Linked DNA regions of Homo sapiens: region 2 is linked to region 1. Evidence: read pairs that join two places in POLR2A ChIA-PET (ENCODE). Cell type or tissue: CD4-positive, alpha-beta T cell. All regions are shown on one strand.

The links. Peaks named below come from ENCODE experiments on the same cell type or tissue, not always from the same donor. Only the 100,000 strongest peaks of a DNase experiment are listed, where the experiment ranks them.
Region 2: POLR2A ChIA-PET joins it to region 1 with 5 read pairs; 1 of 35 experiments calls an interaction of 5 or more read pairs at or near these places.

Annotation. Positions count from the first base shown.
Region 1 is chr5:53,030,292-53,032,791 of GRCh38, reverse strand. All of the region lies in intron 2 of ITGA2 (integrin subunit alpha 2), which reads right to left. All of the region lies in intron 1 of LOC124900974 (a long non-coding RNA gene), which reads left to right. Among named protein-coding and RNA genes, the nearest start is that of ITGA2-AS1, 41 kb to the right of the region's middle. In CD4-positive, alpha-beta T cell, no CTCF peak of the experiment used is centred here; a DNase peak (open chromatin) is centred at 941.
Region 2 is chr5:52,724,582-52,727,081 of GRCh38, reverse strand. All of the region lies in intron 2 of PELO-AS1 (PELO antisense RNA 1), which reads left to right. Among named protein-coding and RNA genes, the nearest start is that of ITGA1, 62 kb to the left of the region's middle. In CD4-positive, alpha-beta T cell, no CTCF peak of the experiment used is centred here; a DNase peak (open chromatin) is centred at 1,511; H3K4me3 peaks cover 412 bases; H3K27ac peaks cover 1,637 bases.

The sequences.
Region 1 (2,500 bases):
GATGAAAAGATGGATGGTAACTATCATCTTTGCCCAGGAAACAGCTGATGGTAAAGCCAATGATGCTAACATTGGAAATTCTCTAACAGAATTTTTCATTCAAGATTCTGAAAGTTTCTCTTACTTCATAAAGTTTATGTTAAAATAAAATTTAAATATTATTTATAAATGCCAACTACATCCTGTCACTCTCCTTCTTGGATACTTACAAAAATATGTACGTTTGGAACATTTTGTCTCATTTTGCATTAGCTTCCCCTATCTTTATTAATTATCAGCTCTGTAATCTTAGGTTAATTACTTAACATTTCTGAGTCACACTCCTCTCATTTGTAAAGGGGGTAATAATTTTGCAAAGCTCCTAGAGTAATTATGGGTATTACATGTTTGGCAAGGAAAGAGTACTCAATAAATACCAGGTGGTGTTATTATCAAAGTATCACGTGACATAATCTTTGATGTCTGTTATAGAATTAAACTTTTTTTTTTATTTAAAGTTCTCCTATAGGCACATCTGTGGATGACAATGCTATATTCATAACACATGTAGAGCTTTATTAAAGTTTTTCTCAATTAAAAAGTTAAAACTATAAGCTCATATATAGGTGGATTTTTTTTATTTTTATTTTTTGCTATGACACTTGTTCTTTCTATTTCTCCTCTCTCTTTAAGGAAAAAGAATGCACTAGTCCTTGTTAGAATGAAAGACATTTCTACAACTGGAAATACCCTAATTCCCAGTCAGTCCTCATCACACAGAGAGATTGCAGTTCTCTCTGGTTTTTGAGTCACATAATGAGCTCAGATTGTTCTTGCAACAGGCCTTCAGATTAGACAAACAGAAAGAGTGCATATCACCACAAACTCCAGGAAATGATTTTAAACATATCTCAATCCTTTGTAGATTGTTTGTGATAAGAATTGCATCATCCACATTGGAACATCCTGTGTGTGAAGTGAGGGCTCTGAAGCGGGATGGCCCTCCGCCTACACCGAAAAGAGAACAGACCACAGCCTTACTTACAGCCAGAGGGCTGCCCAGGTACTCTACTTGGGAGGTCAGCTTGTTTTAAAATTATCCCGCTCACTTGAGACTGTTAAAAAGGCTCCAGAATTATCAAAGCCATGTCACCACTGTTTCTAGAGTTGAAGTTCATAGTGCAATGAAAGTCTCATAAATGAAACTAGCAAAAGAGTTAAGATTATTTTGTTAAAATCTGGTAGATCCTGATGTAAATATGCCCATAAATTCTTAGAAAACATGGCACACATGACAGAGCTAAAATTGTACTTTAAAAATAACAGAGTGTGATTTAAGAATACTCAGACTAGAGCCTTCAGTGAGTTGTCTGAGGGAAAGGAGTGAAGTCAGGACTTAGATAGAAAGATTACAAAGAAAGTCAAAGTAAGCAGAGGAAAAAGATACCAAAATGACAGCTTCAGAATAAGCAGTAAGGGAATAAAGAAAACAAAGTTGTGTGTGTGTGCATGTATTACATGATAAATCCATGGAAAAAGAACTCGCAATTTGCTAAAGGAATAATTCATGGTCATACCAATTTCTGTGTCCAAAACTAACTTGATTAGTATCAGAAGGAAAGTCAATGTTTAAACAGTCCTTCCCACATCTGCTACTTCCATAATGCCTATGCAACTGTCATAAATTAAGAGTAGAGAAGGGCACAGGGCCCACTGTCAAAACAAACAGGCAATTCTGGGTTCCAAGTTTCATATAATTTTCCTTGAGCCTGAGAGTCGTGAAGACTGCTTGTCCTAACATGGCCCACTCTAGCACTGTAATGGGATAACCCATTCACCTGGATCCTGGCCACAGCCCTGCCCTCTGTGGCAAGGTACCTTGGCAGGGCTGGGCAAATGACAGAGGTCATGAGAAAACCTTGTCTCTCTAATGACCCAGGCCTTGGGAAAAGAAAATGAGCTCTTAAGTTATTATAGCTAGTGACACTGAAAGAAAACAAACACCATTAACTGCAAGGGGTTTACACTGACTGATGTCTTCTATATTATTCAAAGTTGCCTATTCTGCATATAAATCTTCCTCACTGACTCTATTTTACACTCCTTAAGGCCAACAACTATGTTTTGCATTTTTTGCACCTCATGTAGTTTAGAAAATCATGCCCATGGTTTTGCCTCTCTTGTTTCTTTGCTTCATAAGACCAGATCAACAAAAGGACCCAGACAGACTTGCTTGGCCAACTTTTGTTCTCTGTCCTTCCTGCTTCTGAATTCCATATGGTTCAGCCCTTCAGGTCAGACAGGTGCTGTCTCTTCCTCTTGCATGGTGGGGTATGCTTGTATCATCTGGTGGTTAGGCCTTGAGCCTAATCTCAGTGCTACACCTTGCCAGAAAGCTCTATACTGGAGTTCAAAGCCCTGGCCCAGCCAATAATAGAGTGGTGCCTTGCTTCCCAGACCTATTGTCCTGTGTTTATACATCATTCAGGGATGTCATGAGAAGGTCCAGGCAGGATTTAGA
Region 2 (2,500 bases), 310 kb after region 1:
TGTTGAGCAAAATGGATATGTATATTTTGTATTATGTAAGTCCTTTTGTTTTTCAAAGAAGAGACACTCTCAGATTTCCTTAGATCTATTCCCCTCAAACTTTCCCACTGAAGTATTCCTAAATGGGAGAGGAGTAACAATGGATACTTTTCAACGTGTCAAAGAGTGGTGGGTTTTGGATTTAGAAGAGACCAATATCACCATAAGATCAGACTCTAAGACCAGGGAAATAGAAACTAGAAAGGATCTTGTCACTTTATTGCATTAAATAGACATGAAAGAAGGAAGAAGGATGAGGTATATCTAGAGAAACCCCTACCCTAGTTTAAGGGGCCAAGTTACACATGTCTATGTTTGATATTAAGACATATATTAAAAATACAATTCATACCAGAAAAGTCATGGCATTCTCAATTTGAGAGCTGGGATGGACTTTGGACAACCCTGATGTTCCATACACATAATTTCAATATTATACTTGAACAGAGGAGCTGAAGAGAGTTTTCCCAGTGCATGAAAACAATGAATGGTAAAATAGGAATCATCACCCAGGTTCCTAAGTGCTGGTGCAAAATTCTTCCAGTTTCCACTCCGTTGCCCTCCCATGAGTCAAATGGTTTTAGTGTGGTCAGTGTCTTCTGCATGGAAATGCAAGCATTTCACTTTTAAAAACATACAACTTTAAAACTAATGTAAGCAATTTAAGTAACGGAGATGGCATTAATACAACCAACATGCCTATCAACAATTATTTAACTATCTCAACCTTCAATTTGGAGAGGTCAGTTCTTTAAGTGAAGGAATTATCCAGGTTCTAATTAATGAAAATGTGATAGTCCCAGAGAATATTCTTATATGGAATTTCTTTTAGCAGTCTAATTTTAAACAGCTGGAACTCATTTGTTAAGCTGTAGCCTATTCCACTTTTTGAAAAGTGTGGTATGTGGGACTTTTTTTCCACACAGAAGTGGAACTTTCTGGAAAGTCTGAACATATTGCCGTACTTGACCTTACAGGCTAGCAGCTGCTTGGAGACCCTGTTGGGCAGCTTGAGCCTTTTGTGCTCCACCTGTGTTCAGCTATTAGCGTTATACTGTGGTAAGCACTGATTCAAGGCCGAGGGACTGGCTGCCTTCAAGGATCCCATTGTTTATAGCCCTTCCTTTTACTTAATGTTCTGTTTCTGTAATTATTGATGTTGTTGAATCTGATCAAAAGCACAGGTGCAGCACCTCTTGCAGGTCCATGTTGTACTGAAGGTTTAAGAATTCACAGGCTAATAGGGGTGTAGAGGAAGAAGAAGGTTAAGGAGTATTCATTGCCTTGACTCCAAAACGTGGTGAGAGAATGCTGCAAAATACAGAAGCTTAAAACATTGCAGCAACTCCTTGACTGTTTCACCGTGGTTTGTTTTACATACCACAGCATCCTGTATGAAGATGGATTCCCATATATCAGAGATGAGAAACAGGACACGGCTCACCTTGGGCTTATCAGACTGCATCTGACGCATGAAACAACAGGAAGCTGTTGATAGCTGAGGTGAAACAGCAAGCAGTGACTGGTTTAGAAATGTCATAATACCAGACATTGACCCCACCCCCAACCTCATGTACTAGGTTCCAGAGTAAAAATAGAACAAGTATCTATCAAAAGCAAACACTTAAGTTTGGGGTTTTCTCCTGCTCTATTCTCTGGAACACGTCCCTTGTCTGATATCACACACTGTGTTCCAGCTCATACAGTCAATCTGTCCAGGTTCACAACTAAACCTTTCTGCAGAGAAAGGGAACAATGGAGTACACTATGGCCATGGTTTAATACAAGGAAGGTGTGATGTTTAAAAATTTCTTGGCACAGGTTAAAGTACAAGTGAATTTTTTTCAGGTGTTCTCTGTTATCCCTTTACTTTAGGACTGTGACTTTTATGGTTTGTTTATCTAGATAGAATCACAAGTCCTGAATCATTAATTTATTCCTTCAAGTCTTTTTTTTTTTTTCTTTTTGAGACCGAGTCTCACTCTGTTGTCCAGGCTGGAGTACAGTGGCGTGATCTTGGCTCACTGCAACCTCTGCCTCCCAGGTTCAAGCAATTCTCCATGTCTCAGCCTCCTGAGTAGCTGGGACAACCACCCCCAGCTAATTTTTGCATTTTTAGTAGAGACGGGGTTTCACCATGTTGGCCAGGCTGGTCTCCAACTCCTGACCTCAGGTGATCCACTCACCTTGGCCTCCCAATGTGCTGGGATTACAGGCATGAGCCACGATGCCTGGCCTCAAGTATTTATTGAATGCTGTTCACTGGGTCAGGCACTCAGGATTGTGAGAAACTTGATAGTCATAACTCCTAGATATGGATCTTGTAGAGTAGCTATTGTATACAACCTTCATCTGCCCTCTAAAACAGCATTTCTCAGTTAGTTCCATAAGAATTAGTCTGTACAGACATGGTTTGAGTGACTATTTTCTCAGTTTTTTCCAAGAATGGTAGATCGTGGGT